Linked DNA regions of Homo sapiens: region 1 is linked to region 2. A link is a loop called in an ENCODE intact Hi-C map of the cell type or tissue named here. Cell type or tissue: OCI-LY7. All regions are shown on one strand. Each heading gives the region's core, and the rest is flanking DNA. Links, peaks and the distances in the headings are about the cores only.

Evidence for each region. A loop is a pair of places that touch in the nucleus more often than their neighbours do. Peaks named below come from ENCODE experiments on the same cell type or tissue, not always from the same donor. Only the 100,000 strongest peaks of a DNase experiment are listed, where the experiment ranks them.
Region 1: it touches region 2 in a loop (8-fold over the local background); 4 of 110 quality-filtered maps call a loop at or near these places.

Annotation. Positions count from the first base shown.
Region 1 is chr3:10,514,060-10,529,363 of GRCh38, reverse strand. It overlaps a transcript of ATP2B2 not described here. Among named protein-coding and RNA genes, the nearest start is that of ATP2B2, 16 kb to the right of the region's middle. In OCI-LY7, for the core only: a CTCF peak has its summit at 6,544 (motif pointing right); a DNase peak (open chromatin) is centred at 6,553.
Region 2 is chr3:10,338,126-10,353,429 of GRCh38, reverse strand. It overlaps ATP2B2 (ATPase plasma membrane Ca2+ transporting 2), which reads left to right. Exons shown (of 23, transcript NM_001001331.4): 15 at 2,853-3,032; 16 at 3,231-3,318; 17 at 7,293-7,399; 18 at 7,855-8,046; 19 at 10,465-10,678; 20 at 12,726-12,937; 21 at 13,081-13,188; 22 at 15,072-15,254. Among named protein-coding and RNA genes, the nearest start is that of MIR378B, 16 kb to the right of the region's middle. RefSeq lists a silencer at 881-1,054 and an enhancer at 13,576-14,143. In OCI-LY7, for the core only: CTCF peaks have their summits at 8,879 and 9,102 (motif pointing left); DNase peaks (open chromatin) are centred at 8,229 and 9,089.

The sequences.
Region 1 (15,304 bases), core at 2,834-10,833, 180 kb before region 2:
TTCAAGGTGGTTACAGGCAGGAAGGCCACAAAACAGGTAAGTACGCAACTGGCTGTTGTTGGATAGGGGAGTACCAGGAAGATCGTTCCCAAAATAATCTTCAAAGCGTGAGAGAAAGAGGTTTTCTTCCTGGGTCACCTCCTGTCTTTGTTTCCCTAGAGAAGTAATGTCCTTCCTGGGTGGTCTGAGAACCTCTGGGGAGCCCCTACTCCCTCTCATCAGTCACTTGACTTTCATTCTGAGATAACACCTGCTCTTGAGTCTTCCCCCGGGAAGGTGGGAAGTAGCACAGAGACATGAGCCCATCACCCCCGCTTGGCTGGGATGCCCAGAGAGGTGGGGGGTCAGTGCTGGACCCCCTTTATTGCCAGCTCTCCATTTTTTTCCTCCCAAGTCATCTCATGGATCTGGGAAAGTTAACTAAGCTTCCCCATCCCAAATATGAGCAGTTCCCACATTGCTTGAACTGAGAGCCTACAATCCATATTCACACACTGACACCAGCACCAAGCAAGTAGCCGGGATCACGGGCATGAGCCAACGCACCTGCTTAAACCGTATTTTTAAAAGCAAAAGGCTGGGAAGCGAAGGAAGTCGCTAGGTTGACTAAATAATATGTTTGCAGCATAGATGTTCTGCTATTTGTCAAACAGGAGTTGCTGTGATTAGCAAAATATCAATTCACATAAAAGTGAAAAATATATTCAGGGGTGTGTTCCTTACACCAGAAATATTTAAGATAAAACACACGTTGGCACACGAAGGAGGAAGATTACAGTGGCTAGGAAACTTGCTCATGTGGAAAGTGCCCCTTCTCCAAGGATGCTGGAGGAAGGACAAGTTGCTCAGCAGGAAACAATAAATGTTTTCTTCCTGTTTCTCTATGAAGAGAAAGTGATCAGGCACATTATAGGGCACAAGCAAGGAGTGTCATGGGGCCCAGAGGCAAGGTGGGTGGGGGACTCTGTTACCCTTTTTTCCCCTTAGTCCAGAGAGGCTTCCTGGAGGAAGCAAGATTCTGTGCTGTTTGGCCCAGGCTCTCCTGGCCTGGCATTTCCCCACGTGACTTGTTTCAGTGGAAGCTTCCTTGGGTTGGGCCAGATGCACGCGTCGTAGCCACCCTTTCCCCACGTTCCCAGGGCTGCTCCATGCCAGCCAGTTGTACAGAGAGTCCTCAGAACAAAAGAACTTCCAGGTAGCCAGGGCTGAAGCCAGGGTATTGCTGATAGGATCAGGAGCCTCATGCTCGTGAGAACAAAAGCCCAAGAAGAAGCCAGGGGTACAGAGTTATGCCCGCCACCCATGTTGCTTTTGACAGAGACCACTGTTTTGCCGATTACCGCACTGTGAAGGCCAGCCCACAGACCTTAGTGGCCAGCCCTGCTCCCCTGCCCCTCCCCACCCCACCTCCCTCCTCACCGATCCTCAGGCCAGAAAGGGAGGCAGCCCTGCTGGCAGCCAGGCCTCGGTGCCGTGGCCACCTTGCAGGGTGTGGCCATACGCTGCAGACTTCTGCAGTGACTGTAGGTGCTGGAGCCGAGCAGTCAGAGAGGGTACTTGTGTCCGTGGCCTGAAACCCAGCGGGGACACCGGGTGATTCACCGCCATCTCTGGCCAGGTATGGGAGGCTGGGTTCGCGAGGCACTCCCCACAGCCCTGGACTGGTTGGTCTCCTCAGAAGCCTGGGTCTCCAGTTCAGGGCAGGGCAGTGGTGGGGAGGTAGGGGGTTCCTGAGATGGAAAGAGTATAAGGAGAGGAACCTGTGAGGCTTTGAGTCCTTGTCTCAGAGGGAGAGTGGAGGGCAAGCCCTGGCCCAGGCAAGCTCTGTAGGTATTGATGAGGAGCCCCAGGAGGGACTGTCTCTGGCCTCACCCAGCTCCATAGGAGTGCTCCCTCCAGAGGGCGGTGAAAGAGTACAAGAGCGTGGGCTCTGTAGCCAGAAGACCCAGGTTCAAATCCTGACACCCAGGTGTCCATTTGGACATTTACCTCCATCTCTCTGTGCCTCAGTTTCCTACCCTGTAAAATGGGGGTGGTGGTAACAGTTCCTATTTCATAAGGCTGTGTGAAGATCAAATGAGATAAGCGAGGGAGCCCTTCAACACAGGCAAGTGTCCAGTAGGTGCTAGCTCTGAGCTGCCCCCTTTCCCTCCCTGAACATGGGAGCCGCCCTCAGAGGCAGCAAGGTTGATGCTGGAAGGAAAACTACCTGCCCAGCTCAGAGGTGCAAATACAGAGGAGATGACCTAGGTCATGGTGTCAGTTTCTGAGTCAGACAGATTGGAGTTTGAATCCTGTGTTTGCAAACGGTTTAGCTGGGAAGGCTTACACACGCTCTCGACCCTTTGACCCCATTTTAAAAACCCATGAAATGGGGATAATAATAGGACCTAGCTTGTGGGTTATGTATAAGGATGAAATTACGCTGTACACATAACGGGCTTATCCCATGCCTTATACTTAAATTGGGAGCTAGTGTCACCACCACCACCACCATCATCACTATCATCATGGTTACTATTATTGTTATTATTATTAGGAAATAGAGACTCAGAGAGGGGAAGGGACTCGCCAGCAGTCATGTAGCAAGTCAGAGGGCAAGGCAGGACCCAGTCCTGTCCTCCTACCCCTCAGTCCCTATTCTTTCCACTCCCCACACCCCCTCACTGGCCCTAATGGGTCCTTCTTGGCCATCCGCACACTCATCACAGACAGCTCCCGCTGACTTCATTGGTTCTGGGCATGGGTCTGGGGGTGCCACACAGGGGAATCTGGCATCCCCCCAAGAGGTTGAGCCAGCAGACAGCCCAGGTTGGAGGCTACCTTGTCCCCGTGACCCACAGCACCCCTCTAAAAGCCCTCCCAATCCCTGTGTCCAGGGATCACTGGCCAGGGAAATCTCTGAGGGGGCGGGATATAGCTTTGGAGGAAGCTGTCAGGGAACTGCAGAGCTCCTCAAGCTCCTTGCACCCCAAGGAACTCCTTAAATAGGGAATGATTGGAACCCCAGCTTCCACCAAAGCTTCCCTGGGCTTTGAGGACAGTCTGGGGGTCATGCTCAAGGGTCTTCTGCTTCTGTTGGCCGGTACACACCGTCTTTGCAGGCTTTGCTCTGTCTCTCCCACCTCCTGGCCCTCCCAGGCAGAGATGAACAGAGACAAAAGAGGAGGCAGAGGAGAGAGGAGAAGGAGAGGATGGGGTTTGCTGTAAGGAGAAGGAAGGCTCACACACCTGTTTTAATAATACAAATATTACACACACAATAATCCTCATCATTCCTATTTATTGAACACTTACTGTGCACCAGGCACTGTGTTAAGGACTTGATATATACTGTCCCAGTTCATCTTCACTACAGCCTTATCAAGTAGAAAATTATTATACCCACTTTGAAGATGAGTAAACTGGAAGGGTCTTATTCATCTACTGTGTAATGAATACAGTTGCGAAGCAGATGATACAAAACAATGACAGAGAATGAGTGAAATATAACAGGGAGTCCTGGGGACTGTGGCAAATTGGAGAACCTTTTTTTTTTTAATTGAGGCATGATACACATAGTAGATAAAGTGCACTAATTTTAAATGTACCACTTTTTACACGGGTTTACACTGGTGTAACCACCGCCCAGATTAAAATATTTCTTGTAGCCCAAAATACCCCTTCTGAGGTATTCGAATTTATTTTTTCCAAATAATATTCTGCAAAACTGTCCCAGCCGAGAGGAACCTAAGGAGACATGGTGACTAAATACAATGCAGCACCCTAGATGGGGACCTGGAAGAGGAAAAGGGTGTTAGGCAAAAACAGAGGAAATGTGAATAAAGTGCGGGTGTTAGTTAGTATCAACATATCAATATTGATTCATTGATTATGAGAAAGGTATCATTCTAATAGAAGATGTGAATAATAGGGGAAACTGAATGCAGGACAGACAAGAACTCTCTGTATTGTCTTTAGGAATTTTTTTGTAAATCTAAAACTCTTCTAAAACAAAAAGGTTATTTCAAGATATTGTACAGATAAGGAAACTGAGGCCCAGAAGAGCAAAGCCTCTTACTCAGGGCCCCACAGCAGCAGTGGACTAACTACAACCAAAAGGCTGGTCGGTGCTTTAGCTGCCAAGGGTGGAGTTAGGGGATGAGGGTGTCAGGGGTGCTGAGGTCTTCTTGAATCTGTAAGTGCCTTACAGCAGACTCACCTCTGCAGGAAGCTGGCTACACAGCTTCCCCTCTGCTGCCTCCTCCTGAACTGTCCAGGGCTGTTTGTTGAAAACCAGTTCTCCCACTGGCCTTGGCCCCAGAGGGAGTGTTCATAGGTAGCTCCTGTTCTGAGAGCAGGATGTCACCGTTCCACTCCTGCCAGTCTCGATGCAGGTATCTCTGAGCCTCCCATGCCCAGCACAGGGGTGGCATGAGCACAAGGTGTTGGTTGAGTGTTGGATGGATAGGTAAGTGAAAAAATGAAGGATGGAAGAAATGAATGGCAAGCTGGGTGGTTGAGGGGATTCCAGGGTGTTAGAGACTGCCAAGAGCATGGACTCTGCAAACAGATGGCCAGGGTCAAACCCTGACTCTCCCACCTCTAGCCAGGAGAGGTTACTTAACCTCTCTGTGTCTCAATGTCCTTGCCCCAACATGGGGAAAATAGTATACCTGTCCTTAGAGGGCTGTTCAGGTTAAAGGAGTTGATTGACATGAGGGAGGGAAGTAATAAATAGAAGAGGGAAGGAGAGCTGGGGAGATGATGAATTAGTTGTCATATTGAGAGATGGAAACTTGGACAAAGCCATAAGACTGGCCATTCTCCCAGAAAAGAGGAAGAGGAGCAGCACTGTACAATGGTTAGAGCACAGATCTGGAGGCAGAGCTGCCAGGGATCAAATCTCAATGCCGTCACTTACCGGTCATGTGACTTTGGCCAAGTGAGTTAACCTCTCTGTGCCTCGGCATGCTCATCTACAAAATGGGTGTGATAGCAATGGCACTCGCCTCAGGACGTGGCTATGAGAACTAAATAGTTGCCTGGTGTGGGTATAGTGCTTAGAATTGTACCTGATACGTTTACTACAACCCTGGCATATCATGAGTGCGTTTTAAATAAATAGGAAAGGTTTTGTGCCAGAAGCCCACCCCCTCCCTTGAAGAGGCTCCCACGTTCAGGATGCAGGTCCAGGCGTCACAGACTCACTTACCTCCTGGGTCCAGGGCAGAAAGTGCCCTTAATGAAGTCAGCTGGAGAGGGGATGACCTAGTGGCCACATGTTCATCTCTGTGGCCTCATCCGCCTCCAGCCAACTCTGGATGGGCAATGCTCACGATATTTTAAGAGAAGACAGAAATCTGGATTCTTATGCACAATCCCCCCATTTTTAAACATTGGCATTTAATGCAATTTTATTTTAAGCTCTGAGCAAAACAAACAAATGTATTTTCAGTGGGCTGCTCTCACAAGTAGCTGGTTTGTAGATTCCCTCCAGTCTAGTCCTGCCAGTTCACTTTCTTTTATTTTTTTTTTTTTCTGCATTTTAGAGAAGAGGAAACGGGGGCCTAGAGATAAATGCCTGGGCTCTGATATATTTGACCACTTAGTGGAGCCAAGTTCTCCTCTCCCCTGCTACCAGCCACATCCAGGATCCCCGAATAATCAAGCGGGGGAGGAAGCATCAAGGGGGCATTTTTCCTGTGAACCACGGTTTTTCCGATGGCATATTTGAAATATGATTTAGGTTAGCCAGACACCATTTGCACCATGTGTCAGAGGTGCTGCTGCATATAAAGCAGGAGCCTTCACCACTTCCAAAGCTGTAGCAAAGATTCGCAATTTATGGAACCCAACTTCACTTCTAGCCCTGGCCCAGCAGGCTGGGCACCAGGATTCCGCCTTCCATGAGCAATGAGGGCTAGGGTGGCCTGCCAGAGAGGAGTAAGTTCTATGGTGAAGGAAGTCACAAAGTAAATGCTAGAGAGGCTAACAAAAGTTGGGGGACATGTTCAGGAGAAACGTTTAAGAGTGATTTTTTTAATAGAAAGTTAAAAGCTTGTCATACTCTGAACTTGGATTGTTTTATTCTTTTCTATTGAAAACTGCTGTCTGGTTCCCACCTACTCAACCTGCCTGCACCTCCACCTTCCCATCTACAAAATGGAGACAAAATCATAACTCACTTTGTACAGCTTGTGATGAGGATGGAATATGACACTTGTGGAGGATTAAACAATAAAAACCAGCCATTGTCACTGTCAGCAGCTGCCAGCCCACCTGTTTGCACAAGCAGTGGCTCAAGAGCCTTTCACTCTTGGCCTCTCTTTACCCTCACTATCCACATCTGTGACCTTCACTTTGAAGAGTCCAGTGCATCTATCAGCTGTGGAGCACCTATTGTGTGCCAGGTCCTGTGCTAATTCTTCCACCTGTGTCCTCTCCTGTAGTCCTCAGAGCAACCCTGGGTGCCGACATCATCGTCACCATCTCTGCAGCTGAAGAACCTCAGGCTCTGGGAGAAAACATGAGGCATCCAAGGTCACCCCCAGGTGTCAGTGTGACCTTGAGCAAGCCCCATTACCTCTCTGAGCCTCCAGCTTCTTCATCTGTAAAAGGAGGTTCAGGACACCTGCCCCAGGCTGCTGTGAGGCTCTATGAGGTAATGACTTCAAAAGTGCACCATCAGCTGTAGATCCCAGACAAACGGATGGTGTGGATGTGAGTCCTTCAGAGGCCTACTCCTGTTCGGGATTCAGCACATTTTAGCAGTAAGGGCTACTGAGAAAAGTTATTTCAAGTGTCTTTTTCTTGGGTGGTTTCCAAACACATCTCCTTTCTCCAGCTAACAAGTCCAACACTGGCTTCAGCAGAAGCTATGCACACAGAAAGTTACTTCCAGTGGAATGACCAGGAGGTAGAAGGGAGATAGGCATGATGGTCACAGGGAAGAGAGGATCCCAGGGAAGGTCTCAGGCTGTGCAGTCAAACAGATATGGGATCAAATCCCAGCTCCTCCACTTACTAGCTGTCTGATCTTGAGACAACTAGCTAACTTCTCTGAGCCTCACACAGGGGGTTATTATGATGAGGGGGATAAGCACAGCAGCTGAGAAAAGGCAATACACACGTACTGAAAAGGAAGCCTCCTCAAATAGGGCACAGCAGTACACATACACGGGACCACGAGGAGCTGGAGGGTGGACACTGCACTTTTCATCTTGGCAACCTGGCTCACAGTAGGTACACAGCATACATTTTTAAAAATAAAAATTTACATTCATTTTCCTTTCTGCCTTGTGCCCACCCACATAATCCCCCTTGTCTTTCAATCCCCAACCCCACTGTCCCACCTCTGTGAACTGTGAAAGAACACAGACTGTTACCTGACAAACGTGGGTTGAAGTCCAAACACTGCCCTGCCTGGCTGGATAGTCTTGGATAAGTTACCTCCCCTCGCTGACTCTCAGTCTCCTCTTCTGTAAATGGGCTAATATTGCCTCCCTAGCAGGGTTGCTGTAAGAGTTAGAGATGATGTATGTGGCTGGCGTGGCCTCTGACACAGAGTAGGCATTCTGAAAGTGGCAGCAGAAATGCTGTTGTTCCTTCCAAATGTAGCCCATGGCCACCTCTGGCTCTCCACTCACACTCAGACTAACTCCCTAAGGAGTTCACAATCAACTTGTCTCTACATCTCAGATATCACAATACAAGCACCTTGGGTGTATATATCTCTAAAGAGTGACATTTCACCTCCGTTCCCACAATCACTTTACACAGTTTCCACACTCTCGCTGCTTCTATATTGGTTGGACTTGGAGGGATTAACAATGTCCTTAAAACACCTTAAAAAGGAGCATCAACAGACAAATCATTCTGGATCAAGAACAAATGGCCCAGAGATTAAACACCTGTCCATAATCACCGACATTATCCACTGGCTATGGGTTTATTCATGCCCATGAAAGTTCCCAGACTGAAAGTTCATGAATGAAGGATTTTCTGGTCCTGGATACCATCTTATCCTCAAAGATAGCCTGCAAACTCTTCACTGTTACTTGACTGATTGTTTATGGGGGCTTCTCTGATGCCTCCAGATCAAGGCTAAATTCTTGAGTGGTAGGATTGGCTCTGCTTCCCTGTGAGGATTTGTGTGGGGGCAGGTGCAGGGCTTGGCAGGAAACCCACTAAGGTGGGTCACACAGGGGCTGGGGTGCCACAGAGGGACAATCTACTCCTTGGGATGTGTGCCCCGGAAGTCTGAAGCTGGCAAGGGTCTCAGGCAAAACCTTGTCCAATGTCTGGCTAATATCCATTTACCTTGCACGAAATGCAGACCCTGTTCTGGGAGCCCCCTCCTCAGAACTGCAAACAGAGTCTGCCCTGTTATTAGCTGGAAAAGTCTGGCTTTAACACCTGACACTGTGGGAGGATTGCCACAGCCACATGCAAGGGGCTTGGAGAGTTTATCTGCAGTGACATAGTCTAGTTGCCACTCTGAACCTGCAGTGATGTGTGGCCTGCCGAAGCCACGTATGCCATATAGTTTGTTCCAATACAAATCAAAATAGAAAGGCACTCTTTTTTATTTGGGTAGGCAAAGAAAAAAAAGAAAAAAAAAAAAAGAGGCCAGGTGTGGTGGCTCACGCCTGTAATCCTAGCACTTTGGGAGGCCCAGGCAGGCAGATCACTTGAGATTAGGAGTTCAAGACCAACCTGGCGAAACCCCAGCTAAAAATACAGAAATTAGCTGGGTGTGGTGGTGCCCGCCTGTAATCCCAGCTACTCGGGAGGCTGAGGCACAAGAATCACTTGAACCCAGGAGGTGGAGGTTGCAGTGAGCCGAGATTGTGCCCTGCACTCCAGCCTGGGTGACAGAATGAGACTCTGTCTCAAAACAAAAAAAAAGTAAAAGAATATTTTTATAATCTCTAAGTCCACCCTCTCTTCTTCTGCATTCATTTAGGATTTCTCTCCACCCGCCTCCCACAGTGAGGAGGTGAGGGGTTCTCCCAGCCTCCACTATTACCTCGCAAGGGCAGGAGTCTGATCTTAAAACCGGCACCCCCCTCCCCTGCTGCTTGCTCCAGCACTGGCTCCAACACCTGGGCCTCTCCCTCCAGGCCCCTGAGCTAATTACAGGCTTCCCTAAATCATTGTAAGGAAAAGCTAATTAAATCAGGGTTGGCCATTAATTTTCTGGCTAAGGACAGGCAGCCGACACCTCTCTTCAATTCCAGAATCCAGAAACCATGGCTTGGAGCTTCCTTTGAGGTTGGGAATAGAGTTTTATCTGTTAGGGCTGATTTTAGGAAGAGCAGCATGTCCCAGTGACCATGAGGGATCAGGGTGGGGACCTGAAAAACTGGGCTGCAGCCAAATGTATATGGTAAAGGGTATGAGGAGGTGAAGTCAGATGTCCCTGCACCCACCAATAGCAGTTGTATGATGTGAGAAAAACCCCTGCATTCGATCCCAGTCCTGCCACTTGCTAGGCAGGTATCCTGGTCCAGAAGTCTCCACATGCAAGGCAGGCAGCATCAGTGCTGGCACAGAGAGTGGAGTGAGTTCTGAGCCAATGTTTGTTGAATGAACAAGTGACTGCTGAGTGCCTGGCTCAGTGCCACACATACAGTAAACACCCAAACAATATTTGTTCTCTTGTCCCTCTTGGAATCTTCTTTTGGAACTATAACATTCATGGGACGAGGTGGCTTAAGTTCCTAAAACCTTTCTATCAAAACATTCATTGGAAGCTTTCCTCCTTTGAGATCAAGGGTGAGAGATGTCAGAGGTGGGGTAGGGGCAGGGGACACAGGAACTGAGTTCTCCACTCCTAGAACTCCAACGCCTCTCACGTACCATCAGATGCCAGCCTGCCCTGCCATGCTGCCATGCGTCAGCATACCTCTCTGTAAAGCTGGGCACCTTGACAGGAGTCCCAGCTGTGACTCTTCTCTCTTTCTTGCTCTGTTCCCTCATTAGCCAAGTCCTCAATAGCCCCTTGAAAGGCCCGGACATTGCACATTGCACCTTCATTATTCACTCCCGCCTCGGCCACTTTATTGCAGACGGTGAGTGATGTGCTTAGCTAATTCAGGGGACCCCAAAGGCAGGAAACAAACAGGGCAAATCCACAGTATGGCTGAGGACCACTCTGTGTGTCAAGTTCAGCACAGTGCCCGGAGTACAGATTCTGGAGTCTGGTTTGAATCCCAGCTAGGTGTTTGACCTTGGGCAAGCTGCCTAACTTTTCTGTTCCTCAGTTTCCTCCTCTACAAAATTGGCATGATGATACCAGTATGTCCCTTGTGGGGTTGTTGTAAGAATTAAATGAGTTCATAATGTGCCAAGTGTTTAGACAGGGCCTAGTGCACAGTTGGTGTTCCATGAACATTAGTTATTACTCATGATCTCAGAATGAATATCTCAGTTTATCTTCACCACAGCCCAGCCTGGCCGGAGAGTATGATGGCTCTTACTTTACAGATGAGGTCCAGGGAGGGGAAGCCACTTTCCCATGGCCACACAGAACAAAATCCCTGCCCCACACCTGTCCCCGACAGAGGGGAGACTGACAGCACCTGCCGGTGAAAGCGGGGCCCGGGGCAGGGCAGGGGTAGTGAAAGGAGCTTTCAAAGAAGGGCCAGGCCTCCCTCAGAGGCATGAGTGGAGTTGGGAGGTGGCTATAAATACGCGAGGCGAGGGGCTCTGTAACTAGGCCAGGAATGTGTGTTAGTCATTGAGGTCAGCACGGCCGCAGCGGCGCTTGGCTGGGAGAAAGCGGATCAGGAGTGGGCTCAGGTGAAGCCAGAGAGCTGAGGCCAAGGAGGGGTTTTGCTGGGGCAAGAGTGGCACTCTCAGCTTGGGGGCATGCTGGCACCCCCAGACCTTTGTCATGGGACAAGGGCAGATTCCCAGGAATGCCTCCCCTATCCCTTCTAACCTCCGAGAAATCCTTCTGTAGTCCAGATCGGATCAAGCCTCCAAGCTGCCTAAACCCACGGTCCTGGTTTCCAAAGGCAGACGCGAGTCCGCATTTTGGAGGGGGGCAAGCACATCCTCTCTAGTTTAATACCTGTGCACTTACTTTGATGTGTTAGGGGAAAAATACAACTGGCAAGGCAAATCCATGATATTGTGACTATGAATGCTTAAGATAACACTAAGTAGAGAGATACATATGTTTCTAAAAGGGAGGTGATTTCAGGACAGATGCAAAGTATATGCTAGAACTTGCAGACTGGCAAACATCATTACTGGAGTTTGAGGGTTTCTGGTCCACAGACTAAATGCAAATCTTTTTGCTGTGAGGTTTCAAGCCCTCCCCACCCCAACCCCACCCTACCTTCATTCTTGCTGTGCCTGCTACCTGGAATGCCTCACTGGCAAAGGTGAAATGTGCTCCTCCCTGCAACCTGCACAGGCTGCCCAATCCCCCGTCTGTCTACTGCCATTTCCCACACTGTGTGAGGTCATCCTATCTGCAGCCATCGCTCCCTCAACGACAGGGAAAGCAAGCTCTGTGTCTGTCTTCCTACCTGCTGTGCCCGGCACAGTGCCTAGAGCCAAGCACAGGCCCAGGACGTGACACCCAGTTCACATCCTGGAGCTGTCACTGCCTGGTGCGAGACTGTGCATGTGCAAGGCTCTGGGCTCAGTCACCTCCCCATGTATCAGATGGGGATGACAAGCTTCCTTCTCCAGTGGGGTTGCACGGATTCAGTGAGTTTACTCCACCTCAAGGCTTTCTTAGCCCGGTGCCTGGTATGTTCTGGACACTCCACAAGTAGTGGCTGAGTAGCAGTATCATCAATGCTATTGTCATTATTAAGGGCCAGTGGATATTCATTAAATGAGTCCATAGTGTTATAGGCTGAAGGGGAGAGAAAAAAGAATGGAGCATGTATGCATTTAGGCTGGAGAGAAAATTCTCAGTGGCTATTTTCCCAACCCCTCTCATTTTGAATATGGGGAAACCATGGCCCACACTGCATCCCTGGGACCAGGACCCAGAATATTTGTCCTTCAGTCTATGGTGCTCCACCACCACCTCCCTCCCCAGGCTGGGGGAAGGGGAAGGGGTGGCCGAGGCGAGATGCATCTGCCCAGTGTGACACTTGCAGGTTCCCCGCCCCCAGCCTTCCTCAGCTCCTCGGTGTAGACCCAGTCGACCTGGTTAGGAGTTCCAGGGCTGTGGCCTGCACCGAGCTGGCAGGAGAGTCCTCACTTCACCGAGGCAGTGAATCAAAAGGCTCATTCTTTGTAGACTCCTCAGATAGGTAGAAGCAGACTTGACCTTTGTCGTTTTGTTATTTTTAGCAGAGCAGGCAAGGAATGATAAAAACCTGTACAGGAGCTGGCTATAAATAGCATGCCTGTGGCTTTTTTTAAGAAACACACACACACACACACACACATCTGAAAATTGTAGATCTAAACAAGCATTGCCCTTCAAAGTAGAATAACAGCATTAGCATGACACTTTACAATCAGCAAGCCCATTTAAGCTGTCACTTCAGCTCACCGTACAATTCCACAGGGTGGACACTTCCATCATCTCCATTTTGCAGATGAGGAAACAAGGAATGAAGTCAGCCAGGAAGGCTGTGGGCACGGCACCTGGCACGTGGCGAGAGCCCTGTAAATATCACTTTCCTTATCACTGAATCTCCGAAAAGTTGAGTAACTTGTCCAGTGCCACGCCAGGAGAAGGAAGAGAAGCAGGACAGATGCCAGGGCCACCTTTCTCCAAGTCCATGAGTCCCCTGGCTGGGGCTGAAGGAAGAAGAGTTAGACCTGGAAAGGTCAGAGGAGTGGCAATGGATGTTATGGGGACAATGGGATGAGAACTGGAACGACAGGATGGTATCTGAGGTGCTGGCAGCTAAGAGGGAGTGGCTGTTTGGGAAGTGCCTTTGGGGTCAGCAACAAGAGAGGAAAAAGGAGGAGAAGAAGATAGAAGATCGCTGGCCAACAGTTTTTTAGGACAATGCCATGCCAGGGTCACCTCGTCCGGCACTGCCCTCCTTTGGGCAGAGTGGGAAATGTCAGTAGGCTCCATGGTGGGAGGGCTAAGAGCAGGTTATCAGCACTGGGATGAGAGCCGACAGAGGCCCAGGGGCTGGGGCCAGGGCAGCCTGCAGCAGGGAGGAACAGGTCAAAGGCAACTAAATCAGAAAGGGGTCCTGAAACTTGAAAGGTAATGAACTCCAGGTAACCATGTTGCGGGCCTGCCCAGGGTTCTGTGGTGTGCTGGTAAGTGTTTCACAACCAGCTCTCAGGGAGGTGGATGTCCTGCTTTCCAGTGCTTGCCAATTTCTGTGGTGTCAATGCTCCCACCTTGGCAGATTGTAAGCTGCCAATATGAGATCACTGACAACACAATCGGCTCTCACAAGTCAGTATAAGCAACTCCAGAACAAGACTGCTGCCACACCATGCCACACAAGATGGAGATACTTACGTCCTGCTTGTTTCAAGGGAAAAGAGAAGGGGCTTACAGGTAGTTTTTAAGCTACCATTAATTGTGCATGTAACACATGATAGGCAAAGTATTTTACAGGCAGTATCTCAGTTAATTCTCAGGACACAACTCCAAAGTAGATATCATCACCATGTTACTGATGAAGAAACCAGGCTCAGAAGGGGGAACTGACTTGCCCAAGATCACAGAGCTCAGTGAGTGGTGGAGCTCAGACTTAAGCTCAGGCCTGTGTGAACTCAGAGCCTGTGCCCCAGACATATACCACCTGGCCTCTAGCCCGGGTAGTTCTGGGACCTCAGTTGGGGCTGGGTTTTCAGGCAGAGGCTGATGGGTGGGTTCCTCTGCAGGGCTGGCAGCTGAGAGCTCCCACCAAGTCACAGGGGAAATGGTTACCACCCTTGGGGGAGGTCCTGAGAAGATTGAGACACTCCCATGGGGAGAGAGCAGAGCAGGAAATGACCCTCTTAATGCTGAAGAAATGAACGAACGATATCTTCAGATTCCCTCTCATTTTGTTTAGATCAGATTGTCTATGAATTAAAAGTGTTGTCACCTTTGCAGAATAGAGATGAAAAAGCAAGCTAGACATCCCTGAACACCCACTATGTGCCATGTACATATGTATTACTCATTTATGCCTCCCAACACTCCCATAATTGCAGGTATTGTTAGCCCCACTTTACAGATGTATTAATAGAAACTGAGGTTCACATTGGCCAAGTGACTAGCACAAGGCCACCCAGTGGTAAGTGGCAGAGCTGGGCTTCAATCCCACATCTCTTTGATGCCCAAGCCCCTGCTCTATGCTCTGTGTCCCCCAGAAAGAAACAGCACCTTGTATCTGAGAATCTACTTACAGTTTACAGAGATCCTTCCATACCCTTCTTTTATTTGGTTACTGCTAACCAGCCCCTGGGGAGGTCAGGAAGGCTGGGGGGACAAGGTCAGCACTCTCCCGGCCCACTGCGGCTGTCTTGCCCAATAACCCCTGATCTAGTGCTCTTCCAACCCCCTGGGGCCACCTGCAGGGGGATGTGCAGTGAGAGAGGTGGCCCAGCCTTTCAGGAAGTCTCATCCATAGAGGGCCTGCAGAGTGGCCACTAGACTGGGGCTTTCCCCGCTGCTGGTGGCAGGCCTCCTTGGAGAGCCTATGCTCTTTGGAGCTGTGTCTGATGAAGATGAGCCCTGAGCAAGGTAGCCCCACATAAGGGGGGTTCCTTATGGGGCTAACAGGCGGCCCTGGAGTGAGCACTTGCCTCCAAGCCCTGGCCTGGCTGCAGTGTGCTCAAGGCCGGTGGTGACCACTCTGTGGGCCTCAGGATCCCTATCTGTAAAATGGAAAGCTAGGGCTGGACACAGGAATGCAGCGGCACCTCCAGCCCTGATGCGCCGCAAGTCCACATAAACCAGCCCCAAAGGCAGATCCCAAAGGGAATTCCCAGAAGTTTTCTGGGCCCAGCATCCTCTGGGGAGTATGTGGGAGATATGACACCCTTGTGGGTCTAAGGAACCCATCAAGACTCCATCAGCATCACCATCTCCCAAGGGCGGCCAGTTCCTGTCTGTCCTCCTCCTTCAGGCTTGGCTCTGGCCCTCCATCCCACCTCTTCCCTGCTCCCCTCAACCACTCACTGGACACCCTGGCAGAACCCAAGTGTTCCCCAGACCTATCACAGGGTAGGGAAGAACAGGCAGGGACTAAGGAGCCAGCTGCCTGAGTCCAAATCCCAACTGCACTTACCAGCTGGACAACTTTGGCCAAGTTGCCTGACATCTCTGTGCCTCCATTTCACCACCTGTAAAATTAGGGTGATCATCAAAGCCACCTTAAAAGGT
Region 2 (15,304 bases), core at 4,409-12,408:
AGGACTAATCTGTGTTCATCTGTGTAGCCTCAGCCCTGGCACAATGCCAGGAACCAGAGCCTCAGTTGGCAGCTCAAACATCCCCTCCCCCAGGAAGTCCTCCTTGATTTCTCCTCCCCACCCACTTTCTTCTAAAGCAACAGTGCCCTCTGTGCTCCTTCAGTAGCACAAAGGGCACTGAAGCAGCACAAAACCCCCTTATACTCAGCAGCACAAAACCCCCTTCTGTGTTCCCAGAGTCTTTTGTATAGACCTGTGCCAAAGACCCTGCCTCCAAACAGAGTACAGGTCTGACACAGGGTGATGCTCTGCTATCTGAAAAAAGAAAGGTTGTGTTAAAAAATCAGCTAGACTTGTTCCACAGTGGAGCAGTGGGCATTAGAGGGAGGGAGCACCCTGTCATCGGGTGTGCAAGCAGAGGCTGACCAGCCCATCTGTTGAGGACACCTGGGAACGGATCTAGGGAATGGGCAGAGGGTCAAAGTCAATGACCCAAAACCCTTTCCAACTCCAAGTCCTCCAGCGTCTTTGAAACCAAGAACCTAAATTCCTCCTTTTGGAGGCAGGAGCCAGATAAGGTGTGCGTTCCCAGGAAACAGCAGCTCTTTGCTGTTCTCAGGGGCAGGAGACAGCAGGGGGCCACAGCCCAGTTTACAGCCATCATGAGGATGTTAGTAAGTTATATAAACAAGATCTTGGACATTCCACATTCCCACTCCCTCCAGCCCTGTAAGAATGAGGTCACGTTTGCTTATGTGATTAGCCGCTGTGGCACGAGGCAGGGGCCTTGCTCACGTGGCCCCCAAACCCCGAGTGGGCACTGGAAGGCTTCTCCCCAGGCCCTGGAAGTAAGCCCCAGAGGAGGCTGGTGGTCAGCTGGCCCTGCTCTAACCCTTCAACAACGGGGAGATCACTACCTGCCACCACAGAGCCGGTCTCTTAGACAACTCCAGTAGCTAGAGAGGCCTCCTTACTGGGACCCTGCCCCTCTAGAGCATCCGTTCCTCACGCCACAAGACAGCCACGCTCAGAACTGCGGGTTTCCTCTTGAAGGCATCAGGGTGGAACCCCTGAAAGAGAGCAGCCCCACAGGCTGACACTCAGGCAGGTCACTGGTGGCCAGGGTAAGGAAAGAGGGGCCAGGCAGTGCCCTCTGCACAGGGTACACAGGGAGGGTAGTGCCCTCCCCATGGCCCCTGCCCTCCTGCCCAGAGGCAGGCTGGGCAATGACCCAGCTTGAGACGATGGTGGTGGGGGCTGAAGGAGTGGCAGGTGCTGTGAATGGGGTGGATACAGGCGAGATAGTCAAGGCCGATTCCTTGTTTTTACCATTGCTGAAGGCAGAAAGGAGACCCCAGGCAGGAGCTGTCCCAGTCAGGCTTGGCCCCACCTTCTAACTCTTTGTACTAGTTTTCTAGGGCTGCCGTATCAAAGTCACACAAACTGAGTGGCTCAAGAGCAGTTTGCTGTCTCACAGTCCTGAAGGCTGTACATCTGTTTGAGACCAAGGTGTCAGCAGGGCTGGCTCTTTCCAGTGACGATAGGGAGGAGCTGTCTCTGCCTCTCTCTCAGCTTCCAGTGGCTTGCTGGCCACCTTTGGCCTCCTTGGAGTGTAGAAGCAGCACCCCGATTTCTGCATGGCATCTCCTTTGCATATCTTTGTGTCGAAATTTCCTCTTTATAAGGACACCATTCCTGTTGGATTAGGGCTTACCGTGATGCGCTCATTTTAGCTGGATTTACCACTATAATGACCCTATCTCTAAGCAAGGTCACATACACAGGTACTGGGGCTTAGGGCTCCAGTCTGTCTTTTGGGGGGAATACAACTCAATCCATAGTCTTCCAACTCCCTCAGCAGTGGCTTGGCAGGTGGATGCTGGAGTGCGCTCCTGGTCACTGTGGGGTGTGCAGGGAGGGAACGTCAGACTGAGCCCTTCCAGGCTGGAGATTCTAACAGGCTGTGGTCCTCCCAAACAACTGGATTTCCTGCCCTTGACATGTTCTCTCCCACTGAAAGACGTTCTGCAGCAAATATTATTTTATTATTTGTCACTGCCCTCGGGTAAGAATCACTCGTTCCATTGATTTCTGTTGTGTATAAAGGGGTGCCCCAGCTCCAGGCTGGTTTCCTCGGGGAAACCCTCAGCTCTGCTCAGGGCCAGCTGCTGGGGTAGGGTGGGGCGGGGCTGGGAAGCCTTGTGCCTTCTGATTGGCTGGCTCTGATCCGGCCTGATTGTCCCAGATATCCGTCTGTCATTACAGTCAGAGAGGACAGAACCTATCCTTATTATTGCAGAGAAATGGCGTATTTTACCTGAAGCATAATCCTTTATACATATTCTAAATCCGTGTCACATTCTGTAAGTAAAATGCCCCCAAATGCAAATGTCCCCCCAAGAAACTGAAAATACACAAATAGATCTGTCAAGTTTGCAGGAACTATGTATGTGGATGAGGCAAAGAGAAGTTCACCTGGCCAAGCTTACCTGGGGCCAGATCTGAGGAGGCGTTCATGGAAGTCTTTCCAAAGTCTTCGCCCAGGTCGAGACAGCCAATGGTTCTGTCTCAGGATGGACCGTCATGGTCAATAGGTGGTAGCGACCTGGGACTCTGTGATGAGAACCACATCAGGGTTTAATCAAAGGATGTGTGATTGATTAACAATGCCTGCCGTTGGCACAGGAAGGGAGGCTGTGGCCCATATGCCATGTGCGTCATCAGCATCTCATAGTCATCTAGTCCCCTTTCAGTAGAGCTGCCTGTGAGAAGGGCTCCTCTGGAATCCATGAAGGCAGGGGGAGTCTGCCTGAGGTGGTGCCCTCCCCCATGGCCCCTGCCCTCCTGCCCAGGTCCCAGAAGCCATCCGCAAGTGCCAGCGGGCAGGCATCACGGTCCGCATGGTCACTGGCGACAATATCAACACGGCTCGGGCCATCGCCATCAAGTGTGGCATCATCCATCCTGGGGAGGACTTTCTGTGCCTCGAGGGCAAGGAGTTCAACAGGAGGATCCGCAACGAGAAGGGGGAGGTGCGTGTCCCAACGTAAAGCATCCTCAGGGGAACGCGCTCAGATGGGAGCTGGGAGGTAGGGTGCTGCATGATTGTACAGAAGCCAGCCAGTGTGCTGCTAAGAGCCCAGTGACTCTGGGCATGTCCCCTCCCTTCTCCAGGCCTCAGTTTCTCTCCCCGACCCCACCGACCCGCCCCCTTCCCCATCCCTCTCCAGATTGAGCAGGAGCGAATTGACAAGATCTGGCCAAAGCTGCGGGTGCTGGCTCGCTCCTCCCCAACGGACAAGCATACCCTGGTTAAAGGTAAGACTTGGGCGGGCACGGGCAATCCTGAAGCCCAGCACCAGGCCAGAAGCTGGGCCCTCCTCTCCTGGCACTTGCAGCTTCTTCCCAGAAGGGAAGGGCCCCTCGCCCCTGACTCTCCACACCTGGGCACAGCCTTATGTCACCCCCTTTTCAGCCCCAGGAGCCTGCAAGGGGCCAGAAGGAGATGGGGCTAAGTCTTCTCTGTGGGCCTCCAACTCCCCTAGGAAGCAATGGACCTGGGCCTGTGTGGGGTCCCAAACTCCTGGCTCAGCGCTGAATGGGGCCCACAGACGTGTTCTATGTGGCCGGTACAGCGCCTTTTTAAATGATGGATTTGAAAGACTACGCAGACCCTGCTCTCTCACCTTTGACATAGTCCTTACTGCTGCTTGTTGTCTGATACTCAGCCTACTTCACTCGTTCTCAGTCTGGTCTCAGAGCTTTAAGTCTCTTGGTCTGTCTGGTCCCTGAGGCCCCCAACCAACGTTTGTGACCAGGACCTCAGGGATGCGCTCTCCTGGGAATAGCCACCTGAGGGATGAGACCAAAAGCCAAAGTCTTGCTCCTCCCTCCAGAGGGAGGGCACACCACTTGCTGAGCCTAGGTGGCCAGGTCCTGGGCACTTTTTATTTTTATTTTTATTTTATTTTATTTGAGACAGGGTCTCCCTCTGTCACCCAAGCTAGAGTGCAGTGGTGTGATCATAGCTCACTGCAACCTCAAACACCTAGGCTCAAGCCATCCTCCTGCCTCAGCCTCCCAAGTAGCTAGGACTACAGGCATGTGTCAACGTGCCTGGATAATTTTTTTTAATTCTTTATAGAGACAGGGTCTCACTATATTGCCCAGGCTGGTTGCAAACTCCTGGCCTCAAGCAGTCCTCCTGCCTTGGCATCCCAAAGTGCTGGGATTACAGGTAGGAGCCACTGTGCCCAGCCAACTGGGTATTTTTAGAGTCACGTGGTCCTGGCTTTGCCACTGACCTGCTCTGTGGCCTTGGGCAAATCCCACTCTGGGACTCAGTTTCCTCATTTGTAAAATGGCTATGGGAGCAGGGCTCCACTGGAGATCAGCCCTAGAACATCTTGGATTCCTCTTTCAAAGGTGCTGCCCAAGGACATTAATGGAAGCAGATCTGGCCTGGGGAGAGAAACCCAGAACCCCAGAACCACAAGGGAGCAGAAGGCGCCCAGCCCATCCTTATTCTTATTCATTCACTCATTCTCTCCATAACTGTTTACTGAGGTCCTGCCAGGTGCCAGCCCTGCTCAGGACAGGCCTGGTCCTGCCCACGTGGAATTCATGGGCCAGGCTGCACGCAGCAGGCATTGAATAAGTGGTCCCTGCATAGAGCAAAAGGCTGCACTGCTGGCATGGGGTGCTCTGGACCCAACACTGCCTCTAACTTGGACTAGGGAGGCTTTAGGTCACAGGCCATGGAAGGTGGGATGGGCTCCAGGGTTGGTAGGGCCTGTGCTTGAGGCAAGGCAGGGAACTGCTCTGCAAAGGGCTAGAGGCAGAAGATCCCCAGATGCCTTCAAGGATCTGGGCCAGGACCTCGGGGTGGGAGAGGGAAGCTACAGGAGACTGGAGCAGGTGGGAGGGCAGCAGATCCTGCAGGGCCGCCAATGCCCACCACGAGCACCCCGTCATGGCCTGCACCGTGTCACCAGGCACAGGAACATGGGAGGGTTTAGAGGGTAGAAGCATCATTTTAGAAAACTTACCCTGCAGTGCAGAGCACGGCCTGGCAGTGGAGGGACCTGTAGGATTGTCCTGCTTAAGAGTTGTCACCTGCCCACAGTGGTGACACCTCAAGTGGAGCTGCCAGGTGCGGGTCTGAGAAAGTTTGGGTAGTGGAGGGGTCTGGGCTGGGTGGTGGTTTGCATGTCATGGAGGGATGAGGAGCAGGAGGGTCTGGGATCCCATCAGTCTATACCTGTTGGAGAAGAGCATTGGACATCGAGCGAGGAGGGAGAGCAGGCCTGAGACAGAGTCCTGGGTGGCACATGTGGGTGGGGAGAGAGGAGCTGCAGAAGCCAAGAGCTGCCCGAGTGATGGTGCAGGCTGAGAACCTACAGAGGAGGCCAAGGGGAGGAGGCTAGAGGGGCAGGAGGATGGTCAGTGGGGAGTGGTGCCGGGAAGACAAGGAAGGAGGCCTGTGGAGGAGGAAGGTGTGGTCCATGGTGGAAATAGTTGCTGAGAGGTCTGCGGGGACAGAACAGAAATGTGACCATAGGAAGCAGCCACAGGGAGGCCCCTGGTGACTGCACACAGTCAGGCCACCCCAGGACTGGAGGCAGGGAGGCGTCTAGGGAGAGGTTTCCTCCCAGCTTTCCGCACAGCTTGAGCTACGCAACGGTCCGCACCACCTGGGAGCCACAGGGCAGAAATTTGACCCGTCCCTGCCTTGGAGGAGCCCCCAGGCTGACTGAGGGAACTATGGAAACTCAGGCCTAATGTCCCAAGGGGACAAGCTTGGGGAGGCTGAGTCCAGGACGGTGGAACTGAGGGGTCACCGACAGCTGGGTGGGAGCAGCCCAGAACGATTCCCAGAACACACGGCACTGCAGCTGGGCCTGAAAGAGGGTAGAGCTGCAAGGGAGCAGGTTGGGGGCACAGTGCCCCAGGTTATGGAACTCAGCGCCTCATTCCACAGGCTGCTGCCGTCTGCTAGGCACAGAGCAGAGAGATGCGCAAGGATGGAGCAGCACATAGAGTTACATGGATCTGATTAAGGGCAGGCAGGGATCCTCAGAGGGTCAGAAAGGCTTCCTGGGAAAAGCAGCCTCTGAGCCAAAAATACAGTACAGGTGGGTGACAGGAGTACCTCCAGCCAAGGGAACAGCCTGCCCAGACACAGGGCCAGTGAGAGCTAGCTCTGTGGGACCGTAAGCACAGATTGGGGGTGGCCAGGGGATGAGAGAAGAGAAGAGGTCAGGATGTGAGTGAGGCCTGGTCACAGAGGACTTCATAAGTGGAGCTAAGAACATGGATGTTATCCTGAGACCAAGGGGGGAAGCAGGAAAACGACATTCCGGGGATGGCTGGGGGACGGAACTGGTTCAGACATGGGTGTTAGAGAGATCCTGAGGTTGCTGTGGGGAAGCAAGTTGGAGGGGGAGTCCAGAGTCAGTGAGAGGAAACAAAGTGATGCTGGTGGCAGAGGGTGGAGACAGAGAAAAGGAAGGGTTTCAGTGGGATTTTGGAGCCAGAATTGGCAGGCCTTGGTGATACATTCAATGTGCAGAATGAGAGACCCATGGATGCTGATACCCAAATTCCTGTCGTGCCCATGGACATCCCTGCTCGCAAGCCCCATGAATGAGGAGTCCCACAAACTCCACAGGTCCCCACCGATGACATCCTTCACCCACCCTTTTCCACTGGCCCCAGCTCAGTGACTGGGGCCACATGTCATTTGTTCATTCTGTTATTCGTTGAATGTTTTATTGAAGATGAATGTCTGGAGGGAGGTCAGGGCCAGAATGGTGGGGCAGAGGTCACTGGCAAATGACAAAGCCAAGGCCTCCTCAGCAAGCCTGGACTCCCCAGGGAGAAAGTGCTGGCTAGTGGTGTCGGGAGGAACAGATGGTGAGGTCCTGCTGAAACCCTGGGAGCCCTGCTGAGGCAGAGGGGGCCCTGAGCACAGTTAGAGGATACAGTGTTTCTGGTTAGGATGGATGCCAATGTGGCCACAGGTTGCAGACAGCAAAGAGGGGGCTGGAGAGGTGAGCAGGGCCCGGGCCACAGGGGGCCCCAAGTCGGCACCAGCCCAGTAAGGAGCCCACTGTAACCTGCTGGCAGCTATAGGCCAGCCTGGAGCTGGGAAGAGCCTGGATGGAGGGGGCGGCTGGACAGGGACCAGAGAGGAAGCCATGCCCAGCCAGGCCCCTCCCGAGGACCAGGGCTGGCCCAGGCTGCCTCCCACCTGAGTGGCCCAGGGCCTGAGCACACTCCTGCCCCAACAGGCATCATCGACAGCACACACACTGAGCAGCGGCAGGTGGTGGCCGTGACGGGGGACGGGACCAACGACGGGCCTGCACTCAAGAAGGCCGACGTGGGCTTCGCCATGGTAGGAACGGCCCACAGAGGGCCTGGGGTGGTGGGGGCTGGGGAGATTGGACTACACAACCTTGGGCTGGCTACTCAGGAGCCCCAGTTCACACTTGGCCCACCCGCCATCTGCCGTGGGTGCCCACCCTTCTCGAGACTCAGCCTGACCCCGAGGTCTTCCTGGAAAGGCATAGGATGCTTCTTGCTCTGGGGGAGCTGTGTGAAGGGGGGCACTTGCAGGCTGAGGAGGAAGATAACAGAGGGGGAGAGGGGGCCAGGGTGAGGCTTCCTGAGGGTGAAGGGAGCTGGGTCTGTGAGGAGCGTGAAGAGTGGGGTGTCCCTGTGTGGTCTGGCTGTGCTGGGCCCACTGGGAGTTGTGTAGGACTGAGGAAGTGGAGGGAGTGAGGATGGTGATGCTAGAAGTGGTCACCTCCCCCGGCCACCCCACCCAGCCTCCTGTCCCTGTCCCCACAGGGCATCGCAGGCACTGACGTGGCCAAGGAGGCCTCAGACATCATCCTGACAGACGACAATTTCAGCAGCATCGTCAAGGCAGTGATGTGGGGCCGCAACGTCTATGACAGCATCTCCAAATTCTTGCAGTTCCAGCTCACCGTCAACGTGGTGGCCGTGATTGTGGCCTTCACAGGCGCCTGCATCACGCAGGTGGGTCCGCAGGAGACCACACCAAAGCCTGGGGGAGGGCGGAGACCCCCCACAGAGGCTCGGGGGCCTTAGGGTACTCCAGGTTGTCCCTGTCAGAACAGCCGGGGATGAGGCACCCATCGATGGAGCACCTGCTGGGGGCCAGGAACTGCATCACAGAGCTCAGGTGCAGGCACTGGCCCCAGGGGAGTCGAGGACATGAGGCTCAGAGAGGTGGCGTGACTTGTTCAAGGTCACCCAGCAAATGGGAGCTGTCAGGCTCACAGCCTGGCCCTCACTGCAGGAGGCAGGAGAGGGAATCCTCAAGAGAAGGCAGGGCCCTTGGCCACCACGAGGGCAGAGGGAGGCAGGGAGGGGCAGGCCAGGGCCCAAGGGGGATCAGGCATCCAGGTGAGGACAAAGAGCCAGTGGGGGCCCTGGGGCCCTGGCTCTGGACTGGAGTGTGGAGTGCCTTAGGAGGTGCTAGGTGGGGATAACTGGAGGGAGTCGGGGATCTTGCTCACTGGGAAGGTCACAGAGGAGTCTGGCCAGATACCACGACTGGGTCTGGAGCAGCCCTATGCACTGAGCCTGGCAGGCAGGCCCCAGATGTCTGCAGACTGACTGCTTCTTCATGCAGCTCCATGAGGTGGGAACTGTGATGATCCTCATTTTACAGAGGCAGAAACTGAGGCTCAGAGGATGGACTGGCCAGGGACCTGCCATTGTTCTTGCAGTCTCCTGATACTCCCCACAGGGGCTGACCAGCCTGGCCAGGGAGGCAAGAATGGGTCTCCCTTAGCCCCAGGGGATCCCCAAGGCCCAACACTCCCAGTAGCCACCTGGGCAGACAAGCCCATGCCCACAGGAGCCCCCAGAGGCCCAGAGTGCAGCACTGCCCCAAGAGCTGTGTGGCGCTGGAACACTGCTCCCCTCTGTTGCTTCCTGCGCTGGGGGAATATAGGTGGCAGCTCCGGCTACCCCAGCCCTGAGAATCGGAGCCTTGGGAGGGTGGCTGGGGGCTTCCTTTTGCTCAGAAGGGCCCTCTTTCCTGGCCTGTGGATGAGACACTCCCTCTAGTGGCAGCTTGAGGAACACTCCTGCGGCCCCAGCAACTTGGAAACCAGAAGGTCTTGATGCCAGATAGGGAAACTGAGATTCTGAGACCACTATCAGTTTGCCTGAGGTCTTTGATTGAGTTGGTGGCGAGGCCATGCAGCATTGATAAGAAGACGGGCACACTTGACCCTGAGGTATATGGAATTAGAGAAAGCCCGGGGTGGGGAGGACGGGGGCAAGGGGAGCGAGGCTGAGGCAAGGAGGAGGTGAGAGAGAAAGCCAGGAGCAGGGGCTGTGATGAAACCTGGGAGGTGATGAGTGGAAGGGATGCAGGTATATGGGGCTTTGGGAGAGAACAGAGGTGGGAAGAGCATCGGGTTTGGGCTGTTGAGCTTACAGGGTCTGGGGGCTTCCTGGAGGAGGTGTTCCACAGGCCACTAGACGGATGTAACTAAAGCCACAGGACGAGGAGGAGAATGGGGCTGAGGCAGGAACACAGATTTAAAAGGAAGGGAGGACGACGACCAGGAGAGTGGGGTCAGGATTACAAGTGGGAGTGCAGGGGCGAGGTCAGTGACATCTGGCCGAGAAGAGGTCCTGCAACTCGTGGCACAGAAGGTGCTGGTGACGTGGGCGGAGGGCATTCTGGGAACGTGGAGGGGCCAAAGTCTGGCTGCTGTGGACAAGATACGTGGGGGTGTGAGGAAGGATGGGGACAGAAGAACCAGCTCCTCTCAGCCAAAGAGACAGGTCTGAAAGGGTCCCTCCCAGAACCTGGACAGTGGTGACCTAAAAGTGGTGAGGTCCTTGACAGTTTTAGTTGCTTTTGCTATTCCTCATTTGCCATATTTCCTACCTTGAAATGTATTAATTTTTGAGTCATAGATACGCACAATAATTTTTTAAGGTAAGGCGGGATAAGAGGGGAGGAGACATTGGGGGGGTGGGGGACGGGCACTGTTTGTAGGATAGAAAGCCCGAGGGGGAGGAGGCAGTGGGGGGAGGAGGTAGGAGCCCATGCCGGAGGCGGTGGGAATGGTCTTGGCCTCAGCCAGGAGAGACCCCCTCCTCGGGGGCTGGAGGGGAGAGGGGAAGATGGTGAGATGCAGCTGAATTTACCAGAAGGCAGGGAGCTGGTGGCCATTGGGCCTGGGGGGACTCACTTATCTCCTGGCAGGGAAGATGTGGCTGAGGTGGGCAGGTCTGCACTGTTCTCCAGAGAAGGCATCAGAGAACAACTCCATGCCTGCTGGGGAGCCAAGGGGCAGGTCGGACTCCAGCCTCCAGCAGGAGCCTGCGGACACTACACCATGAGCCCGCCCAGCACTTCACAGCAGCAGGTGGGCGCACAGGTGACAGCCCTCTCCTGCCCGTCCCCAGGACTCCCCTCTGAAGGCCGTGCAGATGCTCTGGGTGAACCTCATCATGGACACGTTTGCCTCGCTGGCACTGGCCACTGAGCCGCCCACGGAGACCCTGCTGCTGAGGAAGCCGTACGGCCGCAACAAGCCGCTCATCTCCAGGACCATGATGAAGAACATCCTGGGCCATGCTGTCTACCAGCTTGCCCTCATCTTCACCCTGCTCTTTGTTGGTGAGCGCCTCGCCCACCCACGCCTCTCCCAGGCGGGGTCATCACCTTCTGGGTGCACCATGGCTCTCACCCAGCATTCTCGAGTCACAACCCCCTCCTGTTTTGCTAATGGGGAAATTGAGGCCCAGGGAGGTCAAGTAAGTTGCCCAAGGTCACACCAGCAAGTCTTGAACAGGGCCTGGCCCTGTCCCAGCTCTGGCTAACCCTAAAGCCATCAGTGGCTTTCTCCACTGGTGACAGCTCCTGGCAACAAGTACAGACCGTGCAAGGCCCTGACCGGGTGCTGAAGCACTGCATGGCAGCCCCAGAGGCACCTGAGGCTGGGAGGGGAGTGACTCACCCCTTCTCTGACCCATTCCAGCACCTTATCCTGGCCCCGTGGAAGGGACCCTCAGCAAGGCTTCCTGGGGCAGGGCATACACGCTCACACCACCACCGACTCTCACAATGCTTCCACTTGGGCTGCCTGGTTGGGTCTTCCACTCAGTGAGGCAAGCACATTTGCCTCCACCCCACATTACAAACGAGGGCACCAAGGCTCAGAGAGGTGAGGTGACTTGCCCAAGGGCACACAGCCAGTCTGAGGAAGAGTCTGGGCACAGAACCAGGTCTGGCTGGGGCCAAGACTGGCCTGGTTTCCACAGATGCTTCGGAGGCAATCCCAACAAAGCCTATCCCCAGGTCACAGATGGGGAAACAGAGGCCCAGAGAGGGGAAGGGTCTGGCCCGCAGTCCCACATGGAATCAGGGCCAGTTCTCTCCTTACAGGAGCCTCCCGGAGCTGGCCTTTCACTTGTCCTCAAAGCCCAGAGTGTGATGGAGGTGGGCATGGATCCATTCCTCAAAGGCAGTTAGTTGCCTTTTATAAATTTTGAAAGTAGTGTGTTGTCAGGACACATTTTACTGTTGTAAAACTTATCATGAAAAAGCTTAGAGGAAGCCACTTATATGCAGAACTAGAAGAGACTCAGAGGAGGTGGAGGGGTTGGAGAGGAGAGGAGAGCGGGGGTCCTGGTCGGCTTGCTGGCTTGACCACTTGAGCAGCACCTACCCTGGGTAGTCTTGGGACATCTCACACCCAGAAAACTCCACAAGCCTCCTGGCACCACTTTACTCAGCTGTGCAAAAGGACACAGGACTTGGCCAGGTGCAGTGGCTCATGCCTGTAATCCCAGCACTTTGGGAGGCCGAGGCGGGTGGATCACTTGAGGTCAGGAATTCGAGACCAGCATGGCCAACATGGAGAAACCCCATCTCTACTAAAAATACAAAAATTAGCCGGGCGTGATGGTGCGCACCTGTAATCCCAGCTACTTGAGAGGCTAAAGCAGGAGAATCACTTGAACCCAGGAGGCGGGTGTTGCAGTGAGCTGAGATCACGCCACTGTCCTCCAGCCTGGGCAACAACGAGACTCCATCTCAAAAACAAAACAAAACAAAACAAAAAGGATACAGGACTGCATCAGACACCCTATCAGCAGCGTCTACACAGCAGTGCCCTGCCATGTGACAGCTCAGGTGTTAGAATGAAGCCACATGGGAGGGTCCAGAGCCAGCCTAGCCCAGAAGTCCTGGGCTCCATATAGGAATTGGCATCTCTAGTAACAGCCCCATGAGCTTGTAGAGGTCTCAGCAAGGGACATGCTCAGGAACAAGAAGCAGCACTCTCGGGGCAGCGCAAAACCTCCCGCAGGTATCCTGTCCTCGCAGTCCAGAATGAGTTTTCCAGTCTGAGGTCACTTTTTAGAAGCCATGTCGCCCACCTTTAACACAGCCGGCCGTCCACCTTTATCGGGTTTCCACAGAAAAAGTGGAAGACAGTTGCCCAAGGCCTTTCTTCCCCAGAGGAGAAAGGGCTTTGCTGACCCTTCAGTCCTAGTCTCTGACCAGCTGACAGCACAGCCCTGGCCCCCCACTGTCCAAGCATGCCTTGATGTCTTGGGGATTCACGTCACTGCTCAGAAGAGGCCCCCACGAAAGGCCAGGCATCTCCCCTCTGATTCCCCCACCACTGCCTTCAGCCCAGCCCCACTCTCTCACTTGGCAGGCGAGAAGATGTTCCAGATCGACAGCGGGAGGAACGCGCCCCTGCATTCGCCACCCTCAGAACATTACACCATCATCTTCAACACCTTCGTCATGATGCAGCTCTTCAACGAGATCAACGCCCGCAAGATCCACGGCGAGCGCAATGTCTTTGACGGCATCTTCCGGAACCCCATCTTCTGCACCATCGTGCTGGGCACCTTTGCCATCCAGGTAGTGAGGCCCCCACCCTAACCAGGCCCGGGGTGGGCAGCAAGCGGCTGGAGCCCCTGGGCAGGACCCTGAGAGCCCAGCCCTCTGTGCTGGTCCCTGATGGCCTCTCTCTCTCTCTTTCTCTGCTCCCCTGTGACCTCCAGATAGTGATCGTGCAGTTTGGAGGGAAGCCATTCAGCTGCTCTCCACTGCAGCTGGACCAGTGGATGTGGTGCATATTCATTGGGTTAGGAGAGCTCGTTTGGGGCCAGGTAAGTTCCTGGTAGGTCGCAGGAGGTGCCTGTTAGCAGGGCAAGGGAGACAGCACTGGATGGAGAATCCAGGACCCCCAGGAATGGGCTGCCAGACCCCAGGCAAGCTCCTCCCTATCTCTGGACATCTGAGCAAGGGGGTTTGTCCCAGGTCCTATACTGGTCGTCTGGGTACTACTGCTCTGATTTTTGCCTTATATCTATCTACCACTGCTCCTGTTGTTTATGTAATATTTTCTCTCAATCACGTCAGCTTTTTTAACTTAAATTTGTTTTTAAAGGCAACGTCCTGTTACTAAGACAACTGAAAAATCAGTATCACTTGTCATAAATGGAAGCTAACAAAAACATTAATGTAATGAGAATGACATTATTAAACTCCAGCTAGAAGCCATGGCCTGCCAGGGATTCAAGGCTGGAGCAGCTTGTTAGGAAGGGAGATGAATCAGTGGTCTGCGGGCGCTGGTGGCCGGCTGGCGTCAATCAGGATCCTTTAGAGCACTCAGAGGGAACGCAAGCAGGACACACTCTGCCACATTGCGGTGTTACTCAGTGCTGTGCCTGTGGCCATCTGTGGCCTCAGTGCTGTGCCTGCCCCAGCTCTGGGGCTCCTTGGGCTGGATGCTCTTTAGGGGCCCTTCCAGCTTTGTCCCAGAATATTCTCCCACCAATTCGTTTTTCTACGTTTGCCCAAGTTCCAGACCCTGTCACAGCTCTGAGAGCATGCAGCCCAAAGGCTCCTGACCCAGGACACAGGGCTTGGGAGGAGGGCCCAGAACCAACTCAGGGCCTAAGGGGCCTGATTCCCAAGGTGCTCACACATCCAGGCAGTGGGACCCCATGGGTGGGAGGCATTTTTCTTGCCTTCAAGCTGTCTGCAGGCTAGAGTGAGAAGCTACGGGGGCAAAAATTAACTAAAAGATAAATAAGAAAGTTTAGTTTCATCCAAAAGGACTTCCTGTAACCTTTGGGGCTGCTTTGGAGAGTGATAAACCCCTGGGCACCCTGGGGGCCAGGCCATCTTTATCCCACTGGGGCCCACCCCCTACAGGAGGCTCTTGGGGGCTGGGCCCAGTAACTGAGGGAAGGATTCAGAGGACAAAGGTTAATGCCAGCGGGCAGTGCTGACTTTACACTCCCAGGGAGCCCCCTGAGGCTGCATTCATGCCAGCGCCTGACTGCTCCTACAGGAAATGGAAGGGGCCTCTGATATCTGCCACCGCAGCTTTCCTGTAGGGCCTGCGTCTGGGTCCTCAGCCCCATGGACAAGCCTTTTGGGGAAGATTAGGAATGAAGGCATAGCTCTTTCCCATTCTGCCTTCCCAGTCCAGGATTGGCTGCCTTCAGGGTCCAGTGACCTCAGGAGGAATAAGGGACAGAGGAATAAGTAACCCCAGGAGAACCGAGGGCCAGCCACGGGCCAGGCTCATGCAGGACGAGTTAGACCCTCCACCGTGCCCAGTTCTCACCATGCCCAGAGCGGCCCCCACTTTACAGCTAGGAAAACCAAAGCTCGGTGAGGTTAAATGACTTGCCCGAGGCCACAGGACCAGGGTTGTCTGGGGTATTCAAAGCCACATCTGTCCAACTCCTAGAGGCCAAGATTGTCCACTATGTACCCTGACTCTGAATGAATGAATTAAAAAGCAAATTGCACTCCAGCCTGGGCAACAAGAGTGAAACTCCATCTCAAAAAAAAAAAAAAAAAAAAAAAAGACATTGTCAAAGACTGGGCTGAGGAACAGGTGAGGTGGGTGAAGGAGTAGATTGATCACATGCCTGGGTGAGCGGGTAGGAGGAGGGAGGTAGAGGAGCGGGTGTCAGGGAGAGAAGGCCACTGGGAAGGACAGCCCCACCGTCCTGACAGACAGGGTCCCTTGCAGGTCATCGCCACCATCCCGACCAGCAGACTCAAGTTCCTCAAGGAGGCAGGCAGGCTCACACAGAAGGAGGAGATCCCGGAGGAGGAGCTCAACGAGGACGTGGAGGAGATCGACCACGCGGAGCGGGAGCTGCGGCGGGGCCAGATCCTGTGGTTCCGAGGCCTGAATCGGATCCAGACACAGGTACAGGAGGCTCTTGGGGGCTGGGCCCAGGCCTGGCCGGGGCGGGCCAG